2 separate regions of the Homo sapiens genome follow, and region 1 is linked to region 2. A link is an interaction called in ENCODE POLR2A ChIA-PET data of the cell type or tissue named here. Cell type or tissue: PC-9. All regions are shown on one strand.

Region 1 (5,000 bases), 110 kb before region 2:
TGCCTCTACTAAAAATACAAAAATTAGCCAGATGTGGTGGCAGGCGCCTGTAGTCCCAGCTGCCCGGGAAGCTGAGGCAGGAGAATCACTTGAACCCGGGAGGCAGAGGTTGCAGTGAGCTGAGATCGCGCCACTGCACTCCAGCCTGGGCGATAGGGTGACTCTGTCTCAAAAAAAAAAAAAAAAAAAGAGGCCAGCATGGATCATTTCACTTCCGCAAACAAAATCAATGTCCCCCCTCCTAGATACCAAAAGGTGACCAGCATCATGTCACACTCTATCGGAGCAAGGGGATCATCGGCATTGGTCTAAATCCTTTGTTTCCTGCTACCACAGGTTTCCCAAAGAGCTCCGAGAGACAGCACACAAAAGCAAGCTCCTTGGAAATGAACGAACTGCACCTTCTGCAGGGGCAGGTGGGGGAGCCCCTGCAGAAGATGCCATTCGAGACTCAGGAGCAGCAGTGTCTGGGTGGTAACTTTACGCTGCATATTCAGAGTCATAGTTTCTGCCATGGAAATTGTCCCCAGTGTTGATGATGGAATTAGATACCTTGTTATTTCCTAGGTTCCCAGAAAATACACTGCCTTCCTAAGGTACTGTCACCAAAGCCAGGCGCCAATCAGACGGAGGCCGCCCTCTGCCTCTGTGCCAAGATGTCACCAGACAAAAGACACTAAGGACAGAGTATGGGTGCCCTGGGGGAGAGAGGACATCTGAGTGGACACTGGGTCACAGCCACATTCTTCCCTGGCCTATGTGCTGAGCACAGGATCAACCCTGGGGACAGAAGGAAGACAAAAGCAAGGGGCCCACTAAGAGGCACATGAAAAGGAAAAAAGATCAATACTAATAATTATACCAACAAGGCACGGTGGTTCACGCCTGTAATCCCAGCACTTTGGGAGGCCGACTCGGGCGGATCACCTGAGGTCAGGAGTTTGAGACCAGCCTGACCAACATGGAGAAACCCCGTCTCTACTAAAAATACAAAAAATTAGCCAGGCATGGTGGCGCATGCCTGTAATCCCAGCTACTTGGGAGGCTGAGGCAGAAGAATCGCTTGAACCTGGGAGGCGGAGGTTGCGGTGAGCTGAGATGGCGCCATTGCACTCCAGCCTGGGCAACAAGAGCGAAACTCCGTCTCAAAAAAAAAAAAAAAAAGATCATAACAACTGAAGAAAAGTTCGCAGTGTCCCATTACAAGGCTCAGTGCCATCTCTCAATGATGTCTATCTGGAATGTTCTTCCTCTCCTTTTCTGTCTGAGAAAGCCCTGATCCTTCTTCAAATCCAAGCTTGGTTCTCGTGGTTCTCAGCCTCCTCCTTAAAAATGTTTTTGTTGTTGTTGTTTTGAAACAGGGTCTGGCTCTGTTGCCCAGGCTGGAGTACAGTGGCTCAATCATGGCTCACTGCAGCCTCTACCTCCTTCCACCTCAGCCTCCTGAGTAGCTAGGACTACAGGTGTGTATCACCAGGCCTAGGTAATTTCTTCCAAACAATTTTTATAGAGGCCAGGCATGGTGGCTCATGCCCGTAATCCCAGCACTCTGGGAGGCTGAGGAGGGCAGATCACTTGAGGTCAGGAATTTGAGACCAGCCTGACCAACATGGTGAAACTCCGTCTCTACTAAAAATATAAAAAAATTAGCTGGGCATGGTGGTGGGCACCTATAATCCCAGCTACTTGGGAGACTGAGGCAGGAGAATCACTTGAGCCCGGGAGGTGGAGGTTGCAGTGAGCCAAGATAGCACCACCGCACTCCAGCCTAGGTGACAGAGTGAAGACTCCGTCTCAGAAAAAAAAAAAAAAAAATTATAAAGACAGGGTCTTACCACGTTGCTCAGGCTGGTCTCGAACGCCCGGGTTCAAGCGATCTGCCTGCCTCAGCCTCTCAAAGTGCTGGGATTACAGGTGTGAGTCACCGTGTCTGGCCTAAAATGTTCTTGATACACCATCACCAGATGCCAGGTTCTCTCTCCTTGCTCTGGGCTCTCCCTCACTTTAAACACATCTGTACTATCACAGCCCAGCATGTTACAACTGCCCCTCCTGCCAGACGGTAAGCTTCGTCATCCTCCTACCAAACACTCCTGTGCATCTTGCTGGCACCATCCTGAAAGCTTTACGTACATTAATCATTCTGTCTGACAACCACTCTATGAACTGGTTACTATTATTATCCTCATTTTACATATGAGAACACCAAAGAACAGAGGGGTAAAGTCACGGGCCCAGGGTCACCCAGCTAGTGGGTGGAGCAGTGAAAGCTGGCACCCAGATGGGCTGGCCCAGAGTCTGAGTTTCTCAAAGGCAGCTGCTCGTCTTTTCATCTCCGTCCACAAGCTTGGCTCACAGAAAGTTTGTCAAAACAAAAATTTAACTGAGTAAATATTATGCATAGAAAAAACAAAGCCTGATAGAAAACAAACCAAGATAGACTGACAGAAAACATGCCATTGAGTAGATGAGGGTGCTGGGTTTATGGGCTTTTGTTTTTTCCTTTTCCCTATTTTCCAGATGCTATGTAAAGCGATTATAGTTTTCAAAGGAAGTAGCAGTATAGGCTGAGCCTCTGGGGGCTGCAGCCGGGAAGATGGGGACCTGTGGGACTCAGGCCTGGCCTGGAAGAGCGCAGAGAGGCTACCCCGAGGACGGGCCCACAGGGACGCGGAGGGGTGCGCCCAGGAAGGGCAGAGAGTCAAGAGCATCCAGCACCCATGAGCCTCAGATTGAGGGAGAAAGTCACCAGGGGTGCAGTGAAATCAAAGAAAGATTCCACACACCCCTTCGTCAATGGCCCAGCCTGTGTACCCCCCACCAGAGCCTGGGGCTAGGGGATGCCCCCCACACACCCACGACAGCATGGCCACAGAAACGACAGGCTTGGCTGGCATCCAGCCTTCAGGGTAGGCAGGAGGACGAGATGACGCAATGGAGGGAAGGTGTCTGGGACACAGGCCGACTGTGGGCACACAAACAGTGGCCATTGTTATCACTAGGTGGAAGAAAGGAAATGACAGCCACGGGGCCACATCCTGGAACACTCACGGCATTGCCAACCAGGAAGGCGGGCCAGCAGGGAGAAAGTGCTCACACGTGCTTCCTTCTGTCCCTGCCACCTTGGACCCTGGAGCCTAGGCTCTTCCCAGCACAGCTGCAAGAGGGGGATGGTGGATGAGGGCCCCCCGCATCATGCCTCACTTCATCTCTCCCCCTGGCTTCTCACAGCGTCCTACCCTTGACCTTCCCGTGGGGTAGACAATCACTTTTCCCCACTGATGACCGGCCCCTCCTCCTCCTTACCTGGGCTTCTCCCTGCACCCCCAGGATGCCCAGGTCACCTGACACAGACCGCACCTCGGCTGTGTCAAGCAGCTCTCTCAAACACCACAAGCAGAAAGACAAAGACCCAAGACCTTTGGTGGTGGGGGTTGACAGTGACAATTCTGCCTGTCCAAGCCAGGCAATTTCCAGGTACCAATTTTGGTGCCCCTGCTGAGGGAAGCCAGATATTTCTGGCCGTTTTCCTTATCTCTGCTCACCCATCCTCTGTCAAAACCAAGCTTGCCTGCTGGGTTCATTGAGGGAAGACTGACAGAGAGTGTGCTGGTGTGAGGGTCCCCTGGAGGAGCTGAAGGACGGGAGGAACAAGTATTATTATCCCATCTTCCCATCTCAGAGATCAAGAAACTGAGGCCCAGAGAGGCCCTGAATTGTACATGTTCAAAGGGCAAATTAAGGCCGGGCACAGTGGCTCGTGCCTGTAATTCCAGCATTTTGGGAGGCTGAGGCAGACGGATTGCTTGAGCCCAGGAATTTGAGACCAGCCTGGGGAACATGGCAAAACCCTGTCTCTACAAAATATAAAATAAAATTAGCTGGGCATGGTGGTGTGCGCCTGTGGTCCCAGCTACTCGGGAGGCTAAGGCAAGAGGATTGCTTGATCCTCTTGAGGTCGAGACTGCAGTGAGCCAAGATTGCACTACTGCACTCCAGCCTGGGAGACAGAGCAAGACCCTGCCTCAAAAACAAAACAAAACAAAGGGCAAATTAAAGTTGATGTCCACCAAAAAACAAAAACAAACGGGCTGGGCGCAGTGGCTCACGCCTGTAATCCCAGCACTTTGGGAGGTTAAGGCGGGCGGATCACGAAATCAGGAGATTGAGACCATCCTGGCTAACATGGTGAAACCCCGTCTCTACTAAAAATACAAAAAAAATTAGCTGGGCGTGGTGGCGGGTGCCTGTAGTCCCAGCTATTCGGGAGGCTGAGGCAGGAGAATGGCGTGAACCCGGGAGGCGGAGCTTGCAGTGAGCCGAGATCATGTCACTGCACTCCAGCCTGGGCGAGAGCGAGACTCTGTCTCAAAAAAAAAGAAAGAAAGAAAAACAAACGAAGAAACAAAAAACCTCGAGTGGGAACAGAGGGAGATTGGAGCCAATGGTAGCATCTCTGATGAGTTCCCTGGAAGTGACTACCTGGGTTCATAAAACAGTCAACAGAGAGACCCAAGACCAGTCCCTGTCTCGCCAAGTGCACGGTCCCCTGAGGGAAGGACCCCTAAAGGGGATGACTTTTTAGCTGAACTTTCCAGGAAGAACAGGAGTTTGCCAGCGGGGGAAATGGCGAGAGGCCTTCACAGCAGATGAAGCAGATCAGAACACGGAGGAAGGCAGAGATCAGGGGCTTGCTCAGCCCACCCATGAACGGTGAGCATTTTCACTGGGACTGGACGGCTCGAGAGGGGAAGGTGCTGAGAGGAGGGGCCGTGGTTAGTGCTGTGATCAACGTGAACACAGGTCACCTGGAGCCACTTGTCCAGGGCTGCTATGTCAGTCACGCCCCTCGCCATGCCCAGGGAAGCTCCTCTCATGACGAGGAGCCAAGCCCCGGAAGAAGTGCAGTAGAGGACAAGGGACCAAGAGGGTGGCTCAGAGCGGGTGGTGAGGGAGAACTCAGTCCCAAAAATCTGGTTCCTCCTCAGCTACGAATTCCC
Region 2 (5,000 bases):
GTGATCCTCCCACCTCAGCCTCCTGGTTAGCTGGGATTATAGGCATGTGCCACCATACCAGGCTAATTTTTGTATTTTTTTTTTTTTTTTTTTTTTTTTGTAGAGATGGGGTTTCGCTATGTTGCCAGGGCTGGCCTCAAACTCCTGGGCTCAAAGCAATTGCCCGTCTAGACCACTCAAAGTGCTGAGATTACGGGTGTGAGCCACTGTGTGCCTGGCCAATAAATTCTGAAGAGAAAGATTTTCATCCTTTTTGGCTTTTTTGTTGTTGTTGTTGTTTGAGATGGAGTCTCACTCTGTCACCCAAGCTGGAATGCAGTGGTGCAATTTTGGCTCACTGCAGCCTCAACCTCCCAGGTTCAAGCGATACTCTTGCCTGTGCCTCCCAAGTATCCTTTTTGTTTTCTGATGTAATCCCAGTACTTAGTACAGGGTCTGGCATAGAGAACATGCCCCCGCAAAAGTAGGTATAACATGACCAGAGATCTGGTAATAGCAAAATCCTATAGAACGATTCCTCCCCAGCCCCAGGTAGGACATGCCTGGGTCTGTCCTAACAAGAGTAAGGCTTATCAATTGCATTGTAACTTGTTTATGACTTCCCAGCTCTCCCTCCCTACACACTAACCCCTTCAGGAGGAAGTCTTTGTCCCAATTACCCACCATATCTGCAATGTGTAGTACAAGACACTTACAGACCAGACACAACCTGACTTACACTTCCCCTCCAGGGCTTTCAGTTCAGGGTCTTGGTTTCTGCTTAGGGGCACTCTTGGGTCTCAACTTACAGAGGCCCCGGGCTGGCAGGGGACAGAGGCAGGTGGTGGGTATTTTTAGGCTTGGTTGCCCGGAAGGGGCTCAAAGACAGAAAGTCACCTGGTCTGAGTGATATGGCAGGTCAGCAGGTGGTATTGGGGGCCCTAGTTGGTGCTCCCTGTGGGAGGAAAAAAGCCCTCTCAAGACCTTTACTCAGGTTTTCCAAAATGAAGATAAACACCTACCTTGCTATCTTCCCTCTCACCCCTCCTCCATGCAACTACCCATCCTTTCTTTCTTGGGTTTTGCTCTCTCACCCAGGCTGGGGTGCAATGGTTTGATCATAGTTCATTGCAGCCTCAAACTCCTGGGCTCAAGCAATCCTCCACCTCTGCCTCCCAAGTAGCTAGGACTACATGGGCATACCATCACGCTCAGCTAATTTTCTATTTATTTATTTATTTATTGACAGAGTCTTGCTCTGTTGCCCAGGCTGGAGTGCAGTGGCGCGATCTCGACTCCCTGCAACCTCCCAGGTTCAAGCGATTCTCCTGCCTCAGCCGCCCGAGTAGATGGGATTATAGGCACGCGCCACTACGACCAGCTAATTTTTTTTTGTATTTTTTTAATGGAGACAGAGTTTCACCATGTTGCCCAGGGTGTTCTCAAACTCCTGAGCTCCGGCAATCCGCCCACCTTGGCCTCCCAAAGTGCTAGGATTACAGGCGTGAGCCACTGCACCTGGCCTAATTTTCAATGTTTAATGGTTTTATAGAGACTGGGTCTTGAACTCCTGGCCTCAAGCAATCTTCCTGCCTCTGCCTTCCAAAGTGTTGGGATTACAGATGTGATCAGCATGCCTGGCCTATTCTTTCTAACAAGGCTCAAAGATTCCACCTAAATGTGTCCGCTTTCCCCTCCACTGCCCTGGTTCAGTCTGACTTAACTTCTGGACAATTATAATGGTTTCCCAGGCCCCCAGCCTCACCTTTCCCCCTGCCCACAGGCTAATGAAGAAAGAATGCTTTTCTCAATGACCAGCTCCACCCCTTTGAACTCAACTCAGCAAACAGCTACTCCTATTCTCCCTTCAAGGACCAAATCAGATATCACCTTTTGGTTCCTTCTTTTTTTTTTTGAGACAGAGTCTCGCTCTGTCGCCCAGGCTGGAGTGCAGTGGCGTGATCTCGGCTTACTGAGAGCTCCACCTCCCGGGTTCATGCCATTCTCCTGCCTCAGCCTCTGGAGTAGCTGAGACTACAGGCGCCGGTCACCGTGCCCGCCTAATTTTTTGTATTTTTAGTAGACACGGGGTTTCACCGTGGTCTCGATCTCTGACCTCGTGATCTGCCCGCCTCAGCCTCCCAAAGTGTTGGGATTACAGGCGTGAGCCACCGCTCCTGGCCTATATTTATTTATTTATTTATTTGAAACGGAGTCTTACTCTGTCGCCAGGCTGGAGTGCAGTGGCACGATCTCTGCTCACTGCAACCTCCACCTCCACCTCCCGGATTCAAGCAATTCTCCTGCCTCAGCCTCCCGAGTAGCTGGGACTACAGGCACGCACCACAACACCCAGCTAATTTTTGTATTTTTAGTAGAGACAGGGTTTCACCATGTTGGTCAGGCTGGTCTCGAATTCCTGACCTCAAGTGATCTACCCGCCTCGGCCTCCCAAAGTGTTGGGATTACAGGCATGAGCCACCACACCCAGCCAAAGCCAATCTTTCTTCTAAGCATTTTTTTACAGCGTTCAGAAAGGCTATCATATAAGTTTATAACTGCCTTTTTCACTCAATATGGAAATGATTAGGAATGTGTCAAGAGACTACATTAATATCTATACAATATGCCATTCGTGGCATGGATCTATATAATTTACTTAACCATTCTTCAATGACTTTCAGGTTATTTCCAATTTTCTGTTAGGGAGAAACTAATTAATACAGAATTTGGAGGATAGAGAGGGAGGTGGGGATCAAGAAGGAACCATGCCAGGCACGGTGGCTCACGCTTGTAATCCCAGCACTTTGGGAGGCTGAGGCGGGCGGATCACGAGGTCAGGAGATCGAGACCGTCCTGGCTAACACGGTGAAACCCCGTCTCTACTAAAAATACAAAAAAAAAAAAAAAAAATAGCCGGGCGTGGTGGCAGGCGCCTGTAGTCCCAGCTACTCGGGAGGCTGAGGCAGGAGAATGGCGTAAACCCGGGAGGCGGAGCTTGCAGTGAGCTGAGATCGCGCCACTGCACTCCAGCCTGGGAGACAGAGCGAGACTCCGTCTCAAAAAATAAATAAATAAATAAAAAGTAAAATAAAATAAAATAACGAACTAAAAAAGGGGAATATATGGGTTCACTTAAGGAGTTCAAAGCAGAGCTGGATTTGAGGCCTCACATAGTGTCATTGGGATGCTATTTCTCTTCGTCTCTTGCTCTGTGTGTGTGTGTGTGTGTGTGTGTGTGTGTGTGTGTGTGTGTGTGTGTGTGTTTTGGCCCCATTCCCATGTGGCCTTCCCCCCCCCCCAGTGGCAGAGAGAGCACCTCTTTGCCAAGAATTCCAAGATATGTCCCACAGTCACCTCTGATTGGCCCAGCCTGAGTCACGGTCCCATCTCTGAGCCAATCATTGTAGCCAGGAAATGCAGGGCATCAATTGGCCAGGCCTGGATCACAGGCCCACCCTGGAGCCAGTGGGTGGAGTCAGCCCCTTCAGAACCAAATGTACTGAAAAGGAGGCATGAGTACCTAAAGAAAAATGGGGTGCCATGACCAGAAAAACTGGGAAAGAGTGCTGGGGAAAAAAACTCAGATGTTCTGCCTCTCTGGGATTTTAAGTGGCTCTCCAAGGGTCATCCAGAAGGATGATCAGGGACAGGGCTGAGATGTGACCTCACCCAGAGCAGAGATGGAGGGACCTAGGACAGAGCCATCAGCTCTTTGGGTGGCTCTTTGGAGGCCATTAGCCTGTGCAGTCGTCAACTGCCTCCACCACTGACAGGCTGTGGGATTCTGGGCAAGTCTTGTAAGCCTCAGTAAGCCCCAATTTCTTTTCTTTTCTTTCTTTTTTTTTTTTTTGAGACAGAGTTTCAGTCTTTTCGCCCAGGCTGGAGTGCAGTGGCACGATCTTAGCTCACTGCAACCTCCGCCTTTTGGTTTCAAGCGATTCTCCTACCTCAGCCTCCCAAGTAGCTGGGATTACAGGCGCCCACCACCACTCCCGGTTAATTTTTGTATTTTTAGTAGAGACGGGTTTCACCATGTTGGCCAGGATGGTCTCGAACTCCTGACCTCGTGATCCGCCCGCCTTGGCCTCCCAAAGTGCTAGGATTACAGGCGTGAGCTACCGCACCCGGCCCTCCAATGTCTTCATCTGTAAAATGGGGGTATGAACAGGACCATCCTGTCAGAGCTGCTGTGGGGATCAAACAAAATAACATAAGTAAGGCTGGTAGCACAGGGCCTAGCACATCCTAAGCACTCAATAAGTGTTTCCTCTAATATCTACAATAATAAGCAGAGTAAGAAGGTCTTTTTTGAAATGGCTGTTTATTTAATTTTTTTTGAGATGGACTCTCACTCTGTTGCCCAGGCTGGAGTGCAATGGCATGATCTCAGGTCACTGCAACCTCTGCCTCCCTTCCTCAACTGATTCTCCTGCCTCAGCCTCATGAGTAGCTGGGATTACAGGTACGAGCCACCACACCAGGCTAATCTTTGTATTTTTAGTAGAGATGGGGTTTCACCATGTTGGCCAGGTTGGTCTCAAACTCCTTACTTCGTGATCTGCCCACCTCGGCCTCTCAAAGTGCTGGGATTACAGCTTTGAGCCACCGCTCCCAGCCGAAATCTGAAATTGCTGTTTACAAGTAAAAATGTAAACAGGCCCAATAGGTCAGTTCTGTTTTTGTTGTTGTTTTTTGTTTTTTTTGAAACGGGGTCTCTCTCTGTCTCTCTCTCTGTCGCCCAGGCTGGAGTTCAGTGGCATGATCATGGCTTACTGAAACCTTGAACTCGTGGGCGCAAACAATCCTCCTGCCTTGGCCTCCTAAGTAGCTGAGACTACAGGTACATACCACCAGGCCCAGCTAATTTTTTTTCTTTTTTTTTTTTTTTGTAGAGACAGGGTCTCGCTATGTTGTCTAGGCTGGTTTCAAACTCCTGGCCTCAAGTGAACCTCCTGCTTTGGCCTCTCAAAGTGCTAAGATTAGAGGCATGAGCCACTGTGTCTGGCCAGTAGGCCAGT

What was found. Peaks named below come from ENCODE experiments on the same cell type or tissue, not always from the same donor. Only the 100,000 strongest peaks of a DNase experiment are listed, where the experiment ranks them.
Region 1: POLR2A ChIA-PET joins it to region 2 with 5 read pairs; 7 of 35 experiments call an interaction of 5 or more read pairs at or near these places.

What each region holds. Positions count from the first base shown.
Region 1 is chr22:38,170,026-38,175,025 of GRCh38, forward strand. All of the region lies in intron 1 of PLA2G6 (phospholipase A2 group VI), which reads right to left. Among named protein-coding and RNA genes, the nearest start is that of PLA2G6, 9.3 kb to the right of the region's middle. RefSeq lists an enhancer at 4,085-4,229 and a cis regulatory region at 4,157. In PC-9, no CTCF peak of the experiment used is centred here; a DNase peak (open chromatin) is centred at 2,985.
Region 2 is chr22:38,275,563-38,280,562 of GRCh38, forward strand. No RefSeq gene overlaps it. Among named protein-coding and RNA genes, the nearest start is that of TMEM184B, 5.1 kb to the left of the region's middle. In PC-9, no CTCF peak of the experiment used is centred here; a DNase peak (open chromatin) is centred at 1,889; H3K27ac peaks cover 1,568 bases.